Linked DNA regions of Homo sapiens: region 1 is linked to region 2. Evidence: chromatin loops called from intact Hi-C (ENCODE). Cell type or tissue: ascending aorta. All regions are shown on one strand. Region 1 overlaps LTBP1 (latent transforming growth factor beta binding protein 1). Region 2 overlaps LTBP1 (latent transforming growth factor beta binding protein 1).

The links. Hi-C counts contacts between places; a loop is a spot of excess contacts. Peaks named below come from ENCODE experiments on the same cell type or tissue, not always from the same donor. Only the 100,000 strongest peaks of a DNase experiment are listed, where the experiment ranks them.
Region 1: it touches region 2 in a loop (2.6-fold over the local background); 8 of 110 quality-filtered maps call a loop at or near these places.

The regions. Positions count from the first base shown.
Region 1 is chr2:33,059,344-33,067,343 of GRCh38, reverse strand. The region is part of intron 3 of LTBP1 (latent transforming growth factor beta binding protein 1); the gene reads right to left. Among named protein-coding and RNA genes, the nearest start is that of LTBP1, 120 kb to the right of the region's middle. RefSeq lists a silencer at 2,588-2,882. In ascending aorta, no CTCF peak of the experiment used is centred here; no DNase peak of the experiment used is centred here; H3K4me3 peaks cover 4,101 bases; H3K27ac peaks cover 7,513 bases.
Region 2 is chr2:33,206,238-33,214,237 of GRCh38, reverse strand. All of the region lies in intron 7 of LTBP1 (latent transforming growth factor beta binding protein 1), which reads right to left. Among named protein-coding and RNA genes, the nearest start is that of MIR4430, 210 kb to the left of the region's middle. In ascending aorta, no CTCF peak of the experiment used is centred here; DNase peaks (open chromatin) are centred at 357, 1,907 and 3,467; H3K27ac peaks cover 8,000 bases.

The sequences.
Region 1 (8,000 bases), 150 kb after region 2:
TAAGTGACTTTACTTCAATATTAAGTTTCACATATAAGCACTGTTTTGCCTTATAGTTTTATGTTGAATTCATTATCAACTCTGCAGCTAAAGCTAATTTCCAAAGCCACTCAGTCTTCAATAGTAGCTAAAGTCAATTTATCCTGTTCAGAAAAAAATAAATCTTAGCCCTCAGACAGGGTCTCGTTCTGTAGCCCAGGGTGGAGGGCAGTGGCATGATCACAGCTCACTGCAGCCTGGACCTCCTGGGCTCAAGGAATCCTCCTGCCTCAGCCTCTAGAGTAGCTGGGACTACAGGCATGCCACCATGCCTGGCTTTTTTTAAATTGTTTTATTTTTTGTAGAAATGGGTTCTGTCTAGTTTGCCCAGGCTGGTCTCGAACTCCTGGACTCAGGCAATCCTCTCATCTCAGCCTCCCAAAGTGCTCAAGGCTTAGAAGAGTCTTAAACAATTTTGTTTTCTCTGAACACATTTCTTCAGCTGCTGCAATCAAGCATGATTTAATTAACTCACCATCAATAAATGGCTTTCCTGGCTTGGATAACAAAGGAGTCACTTGCAAATTTACCTTGTTTGCAGCTGAATGTTCTTTTTTGTGTAAAGAAATTCTGCTATAATGAAACATTTGATTTTAAATTTTCTAACTTTTCACCACAGCATTTCTGTGAGTTGAAAATATTGTGATAAGTGATTAGTCTGGTAATGTCAGCATACCGTATATTCTTTTAGCACAGTTACAGTCTCATTACATAATAAACACAATGCTTTGCCATCTAATTTAATAACAAAATAATCCATACTCCACTATGCCTTTTAAAGTATGACATTCAGAGTCTACTTTTCTACTCTTCTGACATCAAGGATTTACACTGATAAAAAATAAAAAAAAGTCACTGTAAGTTAATACACATGCCACTAAAAACACTGACAATTTCTAAGTTTAAAATAATTAAATGTGGTAACTATGATTTTTGGGGTGCCAAGCAGCAGTGAAAAGTGATCACAGAGCTACATGCAGTCTCCGTCACAACTCAACTCTGCCATTACAGGAAGAAAGCAGCTATAGACAACATATAAACAAGTGAGTATGGCTGTGATTCAATACAATTGTATGATGTTAGGGCCAAAAACCATATAGAAAAAATTAACAGATAAGACTACATAAAATTTAAAATCTTCTGCATAGCAAATACATATAAACAGAATAAAAGAAAAATAGGGAAAATATTGATTATAGGTTGGTATATAGACAGATATCAGAAAGTTCATAGTATTATATAAAGAGTTCAACAAGAAAAAGATACATGATCTAATAGAAAACTGGCCGGAAAATAGGAGGAAAAAAATGCAAACAGCCATAAACTACTACTATTTAACCTCACTGTTATTTAAAACAGGTTATTTTCATCTGTCAGACCGATAAAAAGAACGACACAGAGTGAAAGTGAAAATATAAATAATCCTATATCTAGCGAAGTGAATTTTTTCAAAAACTTTCTCATAAATAAAAGACCAAGACCATATGTTCACCAGTTAATTCTAACAAATATTTAAGAAAGATAGAAAACCCATCTTATAAAAACTCTTCAAAGTATACAGGAAGAAGAAACACCTCCCAACCTGTTTTTGGAGGCCATCATAACCATGATACCAAACCCTCACAGACCAATATTCCTCATCAACATATATGGAAAAATTCTTTAAAAAGGGTCCACAAATCGAATTCATAATATAGAAAAAGGCTAATACACCCTGACAAAGTGGGATTTTTTTTTTTCCTGTAGAGAAACAGGGTGACAAGGTCTTACTCTGTCACCCAGGATGTAGAGCAGTGACATGATCATCACTGTAACCTCAAACTCCTGAGCTCAAGTAATCCTCCGACATCTGCCTCCTGAGTAGCTTGGGCTACAGGCGTGCACCACCACACCCAGCTAATATTTTTATTTTTTGTAGAGATGGAGTCTCATTGTGTTACCCAGGATGGTCTCAAACTAATGGCCTCAAGTGATCTTCCTGCCTCAGCCTTCCAAAGCTGGGATTACAGGTATAACCACCATGCCTCACCTCAAGTGGAATTTATCCTAGTAATGCAAGGTTGGTTTAACATTTAAAACTTAATTGATTTAACTAACCATACTGACAGAATAAAGGAATAAAAAATAATCGTATTTTTATTGATGATCACACTACATACAGAAAATGCATCTGGCAAATACAACAAGCCTTCATGATAAAAGGAAACACTCAGCAAATGAGTAATATAAGATAATTTCCTCATTTTAGACCCCGTTTCTACAATGATTATTTTGTTAATGTATTATACTGATTGGTAAAATAACATACTTTCACCCTAAAACCTAGAACAAAAGGCAAAGATGACCACTGTCACCACTCCTGTTCTACATTACACTAGCAGTCCTGGCTAGTAAAATATAGCAAAAGGGGAGAAGCATAAATACTGGAAAGACACAATACTAACTGTATTTGACATGACATGACTAAGAAGAAAATCCCAACAATACAAGTTGGGAAAAAATTACCCATGTGCCTTCTGTGTTTCTGCATATCTTTATCAGCTTTTCTTCTGGCCTGTCTTTTCAAGAATGTTTATATAGTACACAGTCTTGGAAAACAGATAGTATCTCCTTCTGTGGCAAAGGAAAGATTTGTTTGCTATCCAGGGAAATGAAAATAACATCTCCATCTGGCACAAAGATTAGGCAAAGTTGGCTAGCAGCCCCTTTTAAAGAATGGTATTTCCTAAGCTCAGGGTTCCTCAACTGCGACACAAACCTACTACACGAGTAACATCGACCTGGGCTACTCTGCATTACCCCATGAAGCTTAGGGAGTGTGGAGACCCAATCTGAACATGAAGCTCATGCTGCCTGCTATGCCATGAGTAATAAAGTTCTTTATCTCTTACCCAGGATTCTCCTGTCTTCTGTCAGCATCCATGAAACTGTGGGAGGCTAACTTTTTAGCCTGCAAGCAAGATAAAATCTCAAACCTTTCACAGTTCTTGACAATATGAGTTTGAGGTTACCAGACTAATGTGTGAATTTTGAAATTTTGGAGGCTGCAAGGTCACTAAATATAAATTAAATGTATTTCTATATATTAGCAGAAAACTCAATTTAAAGTTATATTACATTTATGTAAGTGTAAACAATATACAATACTTAGAGGCTGGGTGCAGTGGCTCACGCCTGTAATCCTAGCACTTTGGGAGGCCAAGGCGGGTAAATCATGAGGTCAGGAGTTTGAGACCAGCCTGGCCCAACATGGTGAAACCCCGTCTCAACTAAAATTACAAAAATTAGCCAGGCATGGTGGCGGGTGCCTGTAGTCTCAGCTACTCAGGAGGCTGAGGCAGGAGAGTCACTTGAACCTGGGAGGCAGAGGTTGCAGTGAGCCAAGGTCATGCCATTGCACTCTAGCCTGAGCGACAGAGCGAGACTCCATCTCAAAAAGAAAAAAAAAAAAGAATATACAATACTTAGAAATATATTTAACAAAACATCTTCAGAAATCTCTATACTGAAAACTATAAAACATATATAAATGTAGAGATATACCATATTCATGGATTGAAAAAATAAATATTGTTAAGGCATCAATTGTCCCAAAATTGAGCTATGGCAGCAGTTTTCAAACCCTTCATTCTCAGGACTCCTTGAAACTCTCAAAAACAACTGAGGATCCCAAAAAACTTTTAATATTTATGTAGTTTATAGCTATCAAAATTTACCAGAGAAGGAATTTAAAATTAAAAAATGTTAAAATATTAATTCATTTAAAATTAACAAGCCCATTAAATGTTAAAATAATTTTTCTTTTTCCTAAAATAAAATGTATTAAGCTTTGCATTGTTTTACACTTTTGCAAATACCATTAATGTTTACCATAAAAGAAGAGAGCCTGATTGCCTATCTGCTTCTGCATTCAATCTGCTGCAAGATCACACATTATGTATTCTCTGGAAAACTCCACTGTACTCCTGAGACAATGAGTGTGAAAGCAAATAATGTCTAAGTATTATTATGAAAATAGTTTTCACCAGGTGTTCCAGATTCAAGACAATGCAAATTGTAATCACATCAGACTTAAAAAAAAAAAGAAACTGACAAACTAATTCTATAATTCGAACAGCAATATGAAGAGCCTACAAATGTCAAAAAGTGGTTTTGAAAATGCAGAACAAAATTGAGGGCTTACACAACTTGATTTGAAGACTTACTTTTGAAGCTACAGTACTCAAGACAGTGTGGGACAGGAGTCCCCCCTTATCTGTGGTTTGCTTTCTGCTGTTTCAGTTACCCATGGTTTCAGTCTCATAACATTAAATGGACATAAACAATTCAGAAGTTTAAAATTCCAGAATTAAACAATTCATAAGTTTTAAATTCCAGAAGTAAAGAATTCATGATTTAAATTCTGAGTAGTGTGAAATCTGTCCTGCTGTGTCCCACCTGGGACATGACTCACACCTTCTTCCAGCATATCCACACTGCACATACTACCCACACATTCGTCACTTAGTAGCTATCTTGGTTATCAGATACGAAAATCATAGCATAGAGGGTTTTGTACTATCCACAGTTTCAGGCATCCATTGGGGGTCTTGGAACATATCCTCTCATGGATAAAGAGGCGATTACTGTACTAGCATAAGGATCAACAACAGATCAACAGAATAGCTGGAAACTCCCAAATAGACTCACATATATATGGTCAACTGATTTTTTGATAAAAGGTGCCAAAGCATTCCAACGGAGAAAAGAAACTCTTTTCAACAAATGATCCTGAACAACTAGATATCAGTATAAAGAAAAAAAATGAAGCATCCTGGATTCTCACCTTACACTACACTCAAGTGAACTCAAAGTTAATCCTAGACCTAAACACAGAAGCTAAAACAACAAAGCTCTAGAAGAAATCATAGGAAAATATCTTTATAATTTGAGAGTAGGCAAAGATTTATTGAGCGACACACAGAAATCAATAATCATACAAAATCAGACCTCAACAAAATTAAAAACTGCTCACCAAAAGACACTGTTAAGAAAACTAACACAGTAAGAGGAAAAAAATGCTGTGTGTGTGTGTGTGTATGAGACAGAGAGATAAAAGATTGATATCCAGGATATATACTAATAAAAAATTCCAACTCATTAAGAAAAAAAAGCTGATTAATAAATGAGCAATATATTCAATAGACATTTCACAAAGGGGAATATACAGATGGTTAATATGTACATTAAAAGCTATTCGATATCATTAGTCATCAGGGAAATGCAAATTAAAAACATAATGAGATACCACTATACACTCAGAAGAATGATTAACATGAAGAAGACTGACAATTCTATACTGTAAGCCCAGATGTGGTGCAACCAGAACTTTCATCCACTCCTAATAGAAAGATAAAATGATAAACCGCTTTGGAAAAAACATCTGAGAGTTTCTTATAAAGCTAACCACATACCTACCTTATACACAGAAATTCTACTCCTAGGTACTTACCCAACAGAATTGAAAGCATATGTCCACAGGAAAACTCACAAGAATGATCATGGCAGCTTTATTTATAATAGCCCCAAACTAGAAACAACCCAGGTGTTCATCAACAGATGACTGGACAAACAAATTGCCATATATTTATACAATGGAATACTACCTAACAATAAAAAGGAATGAACTGCTTATTCACGCGACAGTATTAACACATTCCACAAATAGTATGGTAAGTAAAAAGCCTTCTACAAAAGGGTACACATTGTATAATCTCACATGAAGTTTCTAGAATAGTGAAAAGTATGGTGAAAAAAATCAGAAGAGTGGTTGTCTCTGGGGTAGGACTGAGAAAACTGATGAGATAACTTAGATACTGGCCAAGTCCTCTACCTTGATAGAGTTTTGGATTACATAAGTACACATTTCTCAAAATTCAAAGGGTGCATGTAAGATTTGTACATTTCAGTACACTGTAAATTTTACCTTAAAAATAACACTATAAGCAAATACTGACCTCTAGTTAATGACATGCATGACAAAGTGTTTATAGGTAAACATATACTCATGATGTGTGCATCTTAGTCTGAAAGGCATTAAGAAAATAGGGTGTATTAATGGATGGACCAGTATCATCCATCCATCTTGTAATATGTAAGATTTTTAAAACCCACCATATTTGGTTAGAAAAAAGAAGTCTTTCCTAAATATAGACTGAATTATCTTCCATAAATACTTCAATTGCCTTATCCATAATCATCCCTCAAAGTTAAAGGAATGTGTCCTACCAACTCCAGTTTCTACAATTCAGTACCAGGCAAAACATCCTTGTTATTGGTCTATGATCTGATATAAGCAAATACATGGTTACAATTAGTTTTCAGTTTTGATTCATATAATTGTTTGCAAGAGCTATTTCAGAAAAAAAAAGTAATATAATTTTTAATTTTTGAAAAGGCTGCCAAACAAGAAAATTTCAATCACTATAACATGAGTTTTTTAAAAACATAAACCTTGTACTATTTTTTGTTTGAAAACCAGTGGCCCTTCTGATCCCCTCATTTTTCTTTGAATAAGAAAATAATTCATGCTCTGGTCACTTTGCTATTAAAGACCACAGTTAGCCATGACAAATGCATTTCTTTACACACACACACACACACACACACACACAGATCTGAATTTAAAATTCAGTACAACGAACGGTATTAAAAGTTCCCTCCCTGCCTCCCTCCATATCTCACCTACCCACATATATCATACACACACATCCCCCCCAAACACACACACACATACATACACACACACCCCCCAAGATGATTTCAGCACAGCCCAAATTAAGATACAAACCTAAATGGCAAAATAATACTTTGGGCTTAAATTGTCCTCCATAATAATCAAAAGCCACATGTTACTAAAATCAAAAGAAACTTACCTTGAATGCAAATACCCCTAGAGATACGTCAATTATCTGTGTGTATTCTAGGACTCCAGTGAGTTTTTTAAAAATAGGGGGAAATTAAAAGGAAAAGGATCCATAACACAACTGTCATTTAGCCTCTCCACATTTATTTCCTCTCAACCCACTTCTAACACAATTTTGGAATCCTAAACTCTCATCCCAGCCTGCAACAGAGTAAGCTAACTTAAATAATCCCTGGTTTTAGCACTTGAACAGTAGAAGGGTAAAATATGTGGGAGTGAAATGGAGTCTACAGTTTAAAAATAGGTCCATGTGCACAGTCCAAGGTCAGCCTCCAAGAGACAAGCTATGAAAAAAATCTTTGACATTGCCCGAACCAACAACATGTAGAAGAACTTGGATTTCTTATTCCAAACTTCTCTTAGCTATTTTCTTTAAGAACTGAGTAAAAGGCCAGTCTTCTTGCCAGAGGTCTAGAAATAGCTTGTCTTCCTATTTGCCATAGATGTATCTAAAGTCTAGAAGGCATTTCTCTGTTGTTTTAGGGATGTGTCTGGTTTTTTTCTCAGACATTCATGCCATTTCTCTTTGTCAGCTGAAAAGCTTTTATGCTCAAAATTTCACTTCAGAGTTAGTTTGAAAAGTCTACTATAACTATTTCATGGAAAAAAGTCTCCCTCTTGCAAAGTCATCTTATGGTTCCCTTAAATGACATGTATTTGGTATTTGAACATGTATGTATCTGTAACTGAATCTGACCCCCTGTATTTCCACCTCTTCAGGCCCAGACTTCTTAAACACAAGCCTCTCAAATCCAAAGGCTAACACTGAGAGCGTCTGGCTCCATTGTTTTAATCCTATAGAGGTTCTCTGTTTTTTATCCAAATTTTTCAGCTCAGCCCTTCCACTGGGCACCACGGACATGGCAAGCCTAAACCAAAAAAGGAGTCTCTTTTAAGGTGTTTGAAATTAGATCCCTAGGCTTGCTTGAAGTTTCCATGTTCGTTCTTTTGATTTATGGGTCTCATTACTGGGGAAGGCTGAAATATCTCTTCTTTT
Region 2 (8,000 bases):
AAAAACACAGAGGTCCCCACCGTTGCAACCTGGCTGCCAAAGCATGCTTAGGGTTTATTTCCAGTTTTATAAAATTTATGTAAGACACCAGTTCACATCATATGCAGATCATTCTTGTACTGGACTCTTTAGGTTCATCTCCTAATCAAGCGAAACACTCAACACTTGCTGATTTTATATGCTTAAAATGTTAGTAGCAGTTAAAATCCAATTTTCACCTTGGATTCCTAGAATGTTTTATTTGGTAGGGCAAAAATAAATCATTTTTTCTCAACAGGGCCTCCAGAAAGGTACAAGGTTTTCATTACATGATTCAGGCCGCTTTATCCCATGGCTTTGTTTTTGCAGGTCCACAGCCAAGAGCAGCATAAGCCATCCAAATTGTTTAAATAAATGGTAGTGTAGGTGGTACCACAACACTGTGTGTGTCTTGAAACTGGGTCTGCACAGTATAAGAATAAGCTACAAGAGATGAAGTCACAGTTATAACAAGACTCAAAGTTCTACATATGCCCTTCAGTTATTTAACTATGAAGAGGCTTCGATGTGCAGCCAGAAACTCCATCTGAGAGATCTCTGTGGCCATACTCAGGGCTCTCACCCAAGAGACCACTGAACACCATAGGGTCTCACCTGGATGTAGGAAATGCCTACAGGAAAAGAAGGTAGAGGAAAGATCTTCTCTCTCCCACACCAAAAGGCCACACTGAAGAGAATCACATGGAATAGGATGAGATCAGCATTCAGAAAATCCTTGTCTATGACTGTTAGGTTCTGCTTTCTGGTGAGATGTAATCACACAGATATAGGCTCACGCTAACTATATTTTTACGCACAGATTGAGGTGATGTTTTACAAGTTAAAAACACAAATGGAATTCCTCCTTTGTGAATTATTCACTACATTAACATGGAAAGCCTTATCATTTCAGGATGTGTCTTACGAATAAGTAATCCTGGAGAAATGTGCTAAATTTACAACCCAATATTTAGCTAAATCAAATCCAAAACAAAAATCCTATTGGGTCAAACAAGCTACAGTGCCTCAAAAAGCTCACACAACCTTGGGCTGCAGATTAAGGGACACTACAACCCTACACAGCTGTCCCAGGATTCAGCCCATGCATGACCTAGATGAAGCAGTGCAAGCAGAGAAATGAAAGTTCTGGCAACCAGGTCCTGTAAGGATCAACTGAGGAAAGGCGGAACGGTGAGACTACGTGCAGACATGATGGCAGTGTTCAGATACCCTGAGCAAGAGGAAGCCTGTTGCACGATGAAGGTCCAGGTTGAGGATCTCTGATCTAAAACGCTTGGGACTAGAAGTATTTTAGATGTTAGTTATTTTCAGATTTTAGAATATTTGAAAATACCAGTTGAGCATCCCAAATCCAAAAGTACAAAATCTAAATTGTTCCAACGAGCATTTCCTTGGAGTGTTATGTTGGTACTCAAAACATTTTGGATTCTGGAGCATTTTGGATTTCAGATTGTTGGATTTGGGATGCTTAACTTGTATTGGCAGGACTAAAGGCTACAAATCATAGAAAGAGTGGATTCAACCTCATTAAGCAGAAGATCTTTTCAACAGTTAATGCTCCTTAACAGTGGAAGATGCTGACTTCACTAGGAGCTGACCATGGAAACCCATCTCTCAGGGATGCCCAGGATATGAAGCAGATGACCTTTACGATTTCTGCAAGGTCTAAGGTTCTGTGGTCACTACATACTGATAGGTTACATTATCCCATCTAGGAAATACAAGTTACTACACACCACAGCAAAACTCAAGTGTTTCTGCTGCTCTCACATCTATAATAGGACTGCGTCTAGGCAGACGGCCTCCTAACCACCTCCTTTTGTCTTATCTCCTCCTCCCTCATTTCCACATCTCTAGAGTTGCTCATGCTGCCTGGGCCTCTAACTACAGCACTTATACAAATAAGGCAAAAGGAAGAAAAACAAACAAAGCTACTCCCAGCCTTGATTCAGCAGTGCACTGGTCATGATTCCTGGAACACTGAGTGCATGAAAATAACTTTTCAACCCTTCCTATGTGCACATCTGTATGAACACTGTGATGCAGAAGGTAAGGCTGTTCAAGAATCATTACAATTATTCCACAAATATCCATGTTACTACATTTACAACACAAAATTATTATAAGCAATAGTGAAAAAAACCTTTAATTTTGAAGCTAGTCATCAAAAATTACAGATTGCAGGGTAATGTATGTATCTAAATCTTGGCCTGACTGGGAACACATATCTTCAGACTTTAATCTCATTTTTGAGGTAATACTGTAGCACTTCCCTGATATTCAAAGTTGGGCTGTGATCATAGACACTTTTACATCTGCCTATCAATGTGAGAGGAAAGATAGTTCAAAACTTATCTGGTAACCAAGGATTACAATTTTTGTCAATTAAAAACTCCCCACTGGAGTTGCTTCAGAGGCTGAATGATGATTTGAAGAGATTGTGATAGATGGTGGAATATGGTTTCATAAGGTTTTATAAGATTTAATTTTCACGTATTAAAATCGCTGGTACCTATAGTGCCTACAACGTACCCTCATTCCAAGAGTGTTTGCTGCACTGTGCAGAGTCCTGGGGAAGGAGGATCCAGCAGTGGTGGTAAGAAAAGAGTGCTGGACTGGAGTCATTAGACTTGGATTGAAATCCCAGAAACTTCTTACTAGCAGTGAGAAGTTCAGCAAATCATCCAACCTCTCTGAGCCAGTAATCCCAACCCCAAAGGATTGTGAGATTAAATGATGCTTGTCCAATCCCAGATACTGGGACTCCATCAACCCCTGTGTGGGGATTAGAAAAGGGCAGCTGTAGGATGTGACCTGCATCAGGACATGGAGTTGGATGAGCAGAGCATGGGCTGGACTCCAGGCCCCAATCATCCTCCTCAACTGGTGCCTGGTGTGGGTAAAACCTATAACCAGCATTAAAGTACTAGCCATTTGATAAACTCTCAGGACACATTTATTAAAAGTCTTCAGATATTTAACTATTAAAAGGGCCACTCCATAAAGATAGCCACATGTCAGGAACCTACTACTTAATCTTACTATTTAAAACACTAAAAAATGATAAACTGAAATACTCTTATTAATTGTCTTCATTACATGTATATAACTCATTTTATTATGCTATGAAGGACTATTATATAATAAAGTATAAAATATTTTAAGTTTCAGTAGAGAACATCTTTTAGAGCCAAAGGAGAGAACCCAAAACGTTAAAGTGATACAGGTTTCAAAAAATACTTGTAGAGACTGCACTGAGGGAAAACATGAAATAAAACAGAAGTCTGATTCATTGTAACTCTTGCAAGAGTAAGTAGGACTGTGTTTAGGCAAGAACTGAAACAAGGAAGTGACTCAATGGCTCTACTGGGGAGAGAGATTCCAAAGAGATGGAACAGCTCTAGCTAAGCATAACACCAACCACCAGCTGGGAGAAAAGCCAGTGGCAACGGAGGAGGGTAAAGACAGGGGAAGGCAGGTCAATACGAAGGAACAAAGAGTGGGTGTGCAGAGTCAGAGAAGATGTGGAGCTAAACCATGGAGGGTTTTCCAAATTTGAGATTAGATGTACAGTTGGATATAAAAATCAACCAGGAAACAGGGGAAAAGAAGCATCATAGTTCCTTTTCTCAAAGCAAAAAAGTTTATATTGCTTCCAATTAAATAATTAGCATCTTTGAAACAATGGTAAGTACAGAAAGACTGATGAGGATGAAGAGGAGGAAAAGGAGAAAGAGATAATGTTTTTATAAAGGTAAAGTGTTCTATATCTAGTACTTCCCCTGAAATGTAAAAAAGAATTACCAGGACAAAGTATATCATTCACAGGGAGGAAAAGGAAGAAACTATACTGGAGATAAACATAATCAGGAATAACAAGAGGACAAAAATTTGAAATTAGATGATTGGAGGCCCATTGACTGTACTTTTTCTCAAACAAACAGCAGAAAGGAGTTAAGTTCAGCACGAATAATATCTTATCTCAACAAATGCTGTCCAGCCACAGCAAAAAGACTTCTGAACACAAAGCAAACTCCCAGATATCTACTTGCCTTGCAGCATTAGCACATTATGAACAGGAAACAGACTTTTCTGCACAACCACATTCCCCTTGAACTCAGTGAAAAGCAATGTAAGGATGACCCACAACTGGGTAAATGGCAAGAGGGCAGCTTTTGAAAATAGAAAAACATTCACATCTTCACTTTACCAATTACCACCTCCATGACTATAGGCAAAACTCTCAACGTCTCTCTGCCTATTTTGTCTTCTATAAAATGGCACTAGAGACATCCGTTTTTCATGGAGCTCTTGAGTGGACTGAGACAACACATGTGAGACGGACTGTATGTGAGACAGCCATATGGCCAAGCCCCACTGGGCTTGTATTAGATCTCTTCCCCCAGGCTCCTCCTTTAAAAACCTGGGCTTATTTAACAAAAGAGCAATTAATCTAGTAGTTATTCGATATACAATATCCCAGATTCAGCCTACAGATAAGAGATGTATAAAATAAACACGTAAGTTAGATATAGAAATAAAAGAAAAAGATATTCTTAAGACCTTGCTAAAAATATTCAGGTTTTCTCAAAAGTGCTCTGGCTAGTAAAGAAATACTCAGTGAATTAATGCTGTGGAGGGCATGTCATTGTATAGATTTCATTTTAACTCTGCTTAAGAAGCACAACATGGTATCATGGAATTCCAATAATTCAACTTGTAAATATTGACGTTCAAGCGGCAGATGATTTCACTTTGGGGACATCACGATCGTACTTGTCATGGTGCTATGTTTTGGTGCCAGAGAACCAAGACCATGAAGCAACAGCAATGGAGCTCACTGTGCTCCTTCCCCTCAAGGATCCATGGCCCAATCACAAAACACCACACAGCATGCGACTCTCTAACTAAGTCAGGTCCCAGAGAATATAGCTGTCCTTTCAGGTTTAGATAGCAATGGTTTCTTGTGAATCCTCCATCCCTAGAAGAAATGGCCTAAGAGTCAGGGTGCAATAGTAGAAAGACTGGCCAGGTGCGGTGGCTCACACCTGTAATCCCAGCACTTTGGGAGGCCAAGGCAGGCGGGTCACTTGAGGTCAGGAGTTCGAAACCAGCCTGGCCAACATGGTGAAACCCAGTCTCTACTAAAAACACACACAAAAAAATAGCCAAGCTTGGTGGCGGGCGCCTGTAATCCCAGCTACTTGGGAGGCTGAGGCAGGAGAATTGCTTGAACCTGGGAGGCGGAGCTTGCAGTCAGCCGAGATCGCGCCACTGCACTCCAGCCTGGGAGACAGAGCGAGACTCCATCTCAAAAAAAAAAAAAAAAAAAATAGTAGCAAGACTGGACTAGACACTAAAATCTTCAGTTTTACTCCCCACCTCCCACACAAACTCAACTGCAAACTGATCTACCTCTCTGGATGTTAGTTGCATCAACCCATAAAATTGTAAGGACAGACTACTTGCTAATACTCATTTAAGTGCCCAAGTTCTATGATTTTATGAAAGCTCCAGGGCAGGGCTGAGGGCAGCCAAGGAGCTACGTGGCAGGGCAATCCTATGAAGGTCGGTGTTCCTCAGGTGCCCCCTGCCTGCCAGGTTGATACATTAGATTCCATGCTGCCACAGCCTGCCTGGTGGTATCCTCATACCCTGACCTAGGCCAACCTAATCAAGGATAACCATAATAATGGGCTGCCTTTTCCTCACCCTACGTCATGCCAGCCCTTTCCTGCTAACCTGTACACACAAAGGGCAGCTCTACCTTCCTGAGAAGAGTTACAGCTCTTAAATGGCTCGATTCTAGATTATATTGGGTAGCTATAATGAATGATATAATTATCAATAGGCAAGATCTCAGAAATGATTCAAGATGGTCATGGAAATGCAGATCTTGGGTGTACTGGGCTGTGACCATTATAAAGTCACATTATAATCCATCAACCTACACTGTACAGGTATGTCCCATAAATTATTCCACCCATGCAGGTGCCATCCTCACCTCCATCCACATTCAGAAGCACATTACTCTAACATTCTGGCACAAAGCCTTGGGGTATTCTAGTAAACAAAAGCTACACCATCAATACTATGAATCTGGATGAGGAATGTTAATCCTATTTTTTTTGAAATCTTGAACTTCTTTTCATAAGAATCAGAATGAAGTCCCCTATGGGAAAAGTACTGACTACATGTAACAGGTTGTTGGATCAATCCAAACTTCGTCTTTCCTCTTCTTTGCTCCTCTTAAACTGTCTTTTCACTATGATATAAACACATCTCCACTCTGGAAAAGTGACTCCTGACAATGTTCTGAGCAAAATGGTGTTCTTCTAGCCCCTGAATCAACTATGGCTCCAAATTAAACTAGAAAATCTCATGAACACTCTTTAGTGTCCCAGTACTAGATCATTAAATATGCTTATTTCTATGCATCAAAAAGTAAAAAGTTCTAAATCTCTAACCCCTATCGCTAGTGCAACTAGAGCAACATATTTGATCAACTTGTTCTAAGGGTCGTTGTTATAAAGAGCACTGTACAATGCAGAACTGGCTGGGTAACAGGCATTGTCTCATAAGAAGAGGAAAATGCATAAATACTTCCAGATTTTCTAAGAGAACTTGTAAAAAAATTTGCTTTGGCTTGAGCAGAACATTCTTTATAGGCAAGGTTTTTTTCTTTCTTTTTTTTAAGTCCACTCAGCTTTCTTTTATTAGAGTAATTAAAACAATGTTAGGCATTTGGGGAATCTGATACAACTATAATCCTCTGATATTTCAGGCTATTGATTTTACAAAGTATCTACTGTGACTAGAGCATTTAACTGCTGGAAATGTATCCACATCGATTTCTGACAGTGTATTTGTTTAAAACCTGCTGAAGCCAAACCATGGGCTTCAAGGAATTCCAGACAACTACTTTAGTTTATGAAACGGTATTTTAAAAGTTACACTAAGGCAAAAATGGTTTTTAAAGTCACATATGAAGGGAAAAAAAACCCTCTTAAGCATGAAACTTATGATTCTACTTGACATCTTTTCTAAAGAAAAGATAGAATCTGTGCTGCCTATTTTCTCCACCTCTACAATGATTTGAACATTTCAACAGTCAAGTCTTCTTCCAGGCTGTGATATGTGTGTTTTGCTCTTAAGTTGCAAAAAGAAAATTTAAGTACAGTATTATCATGATTATATTCTGACATCATAATTCCTGTTAGCCTTTCCTTGGGGCAAAACAACACAAATCATGTGATAAATCCTAGTACTAGATGGTGAGTAGATCGAATTTATTTTAAGTTTAATTACTAGGAATGTGTCTAAAAAGAAAGACTCATGTTGAGAGAGGGAATAAAGATGTGCATATAGCCATGATTACTATCACCATAGCAACCTGATCACCCCCAAAATGATGAACATAAATGCCTATCTTCTCCAATTTTTCTTTTTTTTTTTTTTTTGAAATGGAGTCTTGCTCTGTCGCCCAGGCTGGAGTGCAGTGGCACAATCTCGGCTCACTGCAAGCTCCGCCTCCCAGGTTCACGCCATTCTCCTGCCTCAGCCTCCTGAGTAGCTGGGACTACAGGTGCTGCCACCACGCCCGGCTAGTTTTTTGTATTTTTAGTAGAGATGGGGCTTCACCGTGTCGGCCAGGATGGTCTCGATCTCCTAACCTCGTGATCCGCCCGCCTCGGCCTCCCAAAGTGCTGGGATTACAGGGGTGAGCCACTGTGCCTGGCCTCCAATGCTTATTTCTACAACCATATTGAGATAAATCTTCTATATTAAGCTTCATGTCTATAAAGAGATAATCAAAGGAACCAAAAACATTTTAGGCCTCATAGCACTATGTGAAATTGTAATGCATGCCTCATTTGGTTAAGCTTTCAGTTTTTTCTGTGTCTCTTCCAAGTACACAGAACTCAAAACTAATAATTACCTGTGGTTTGGTTGCAAGTCAT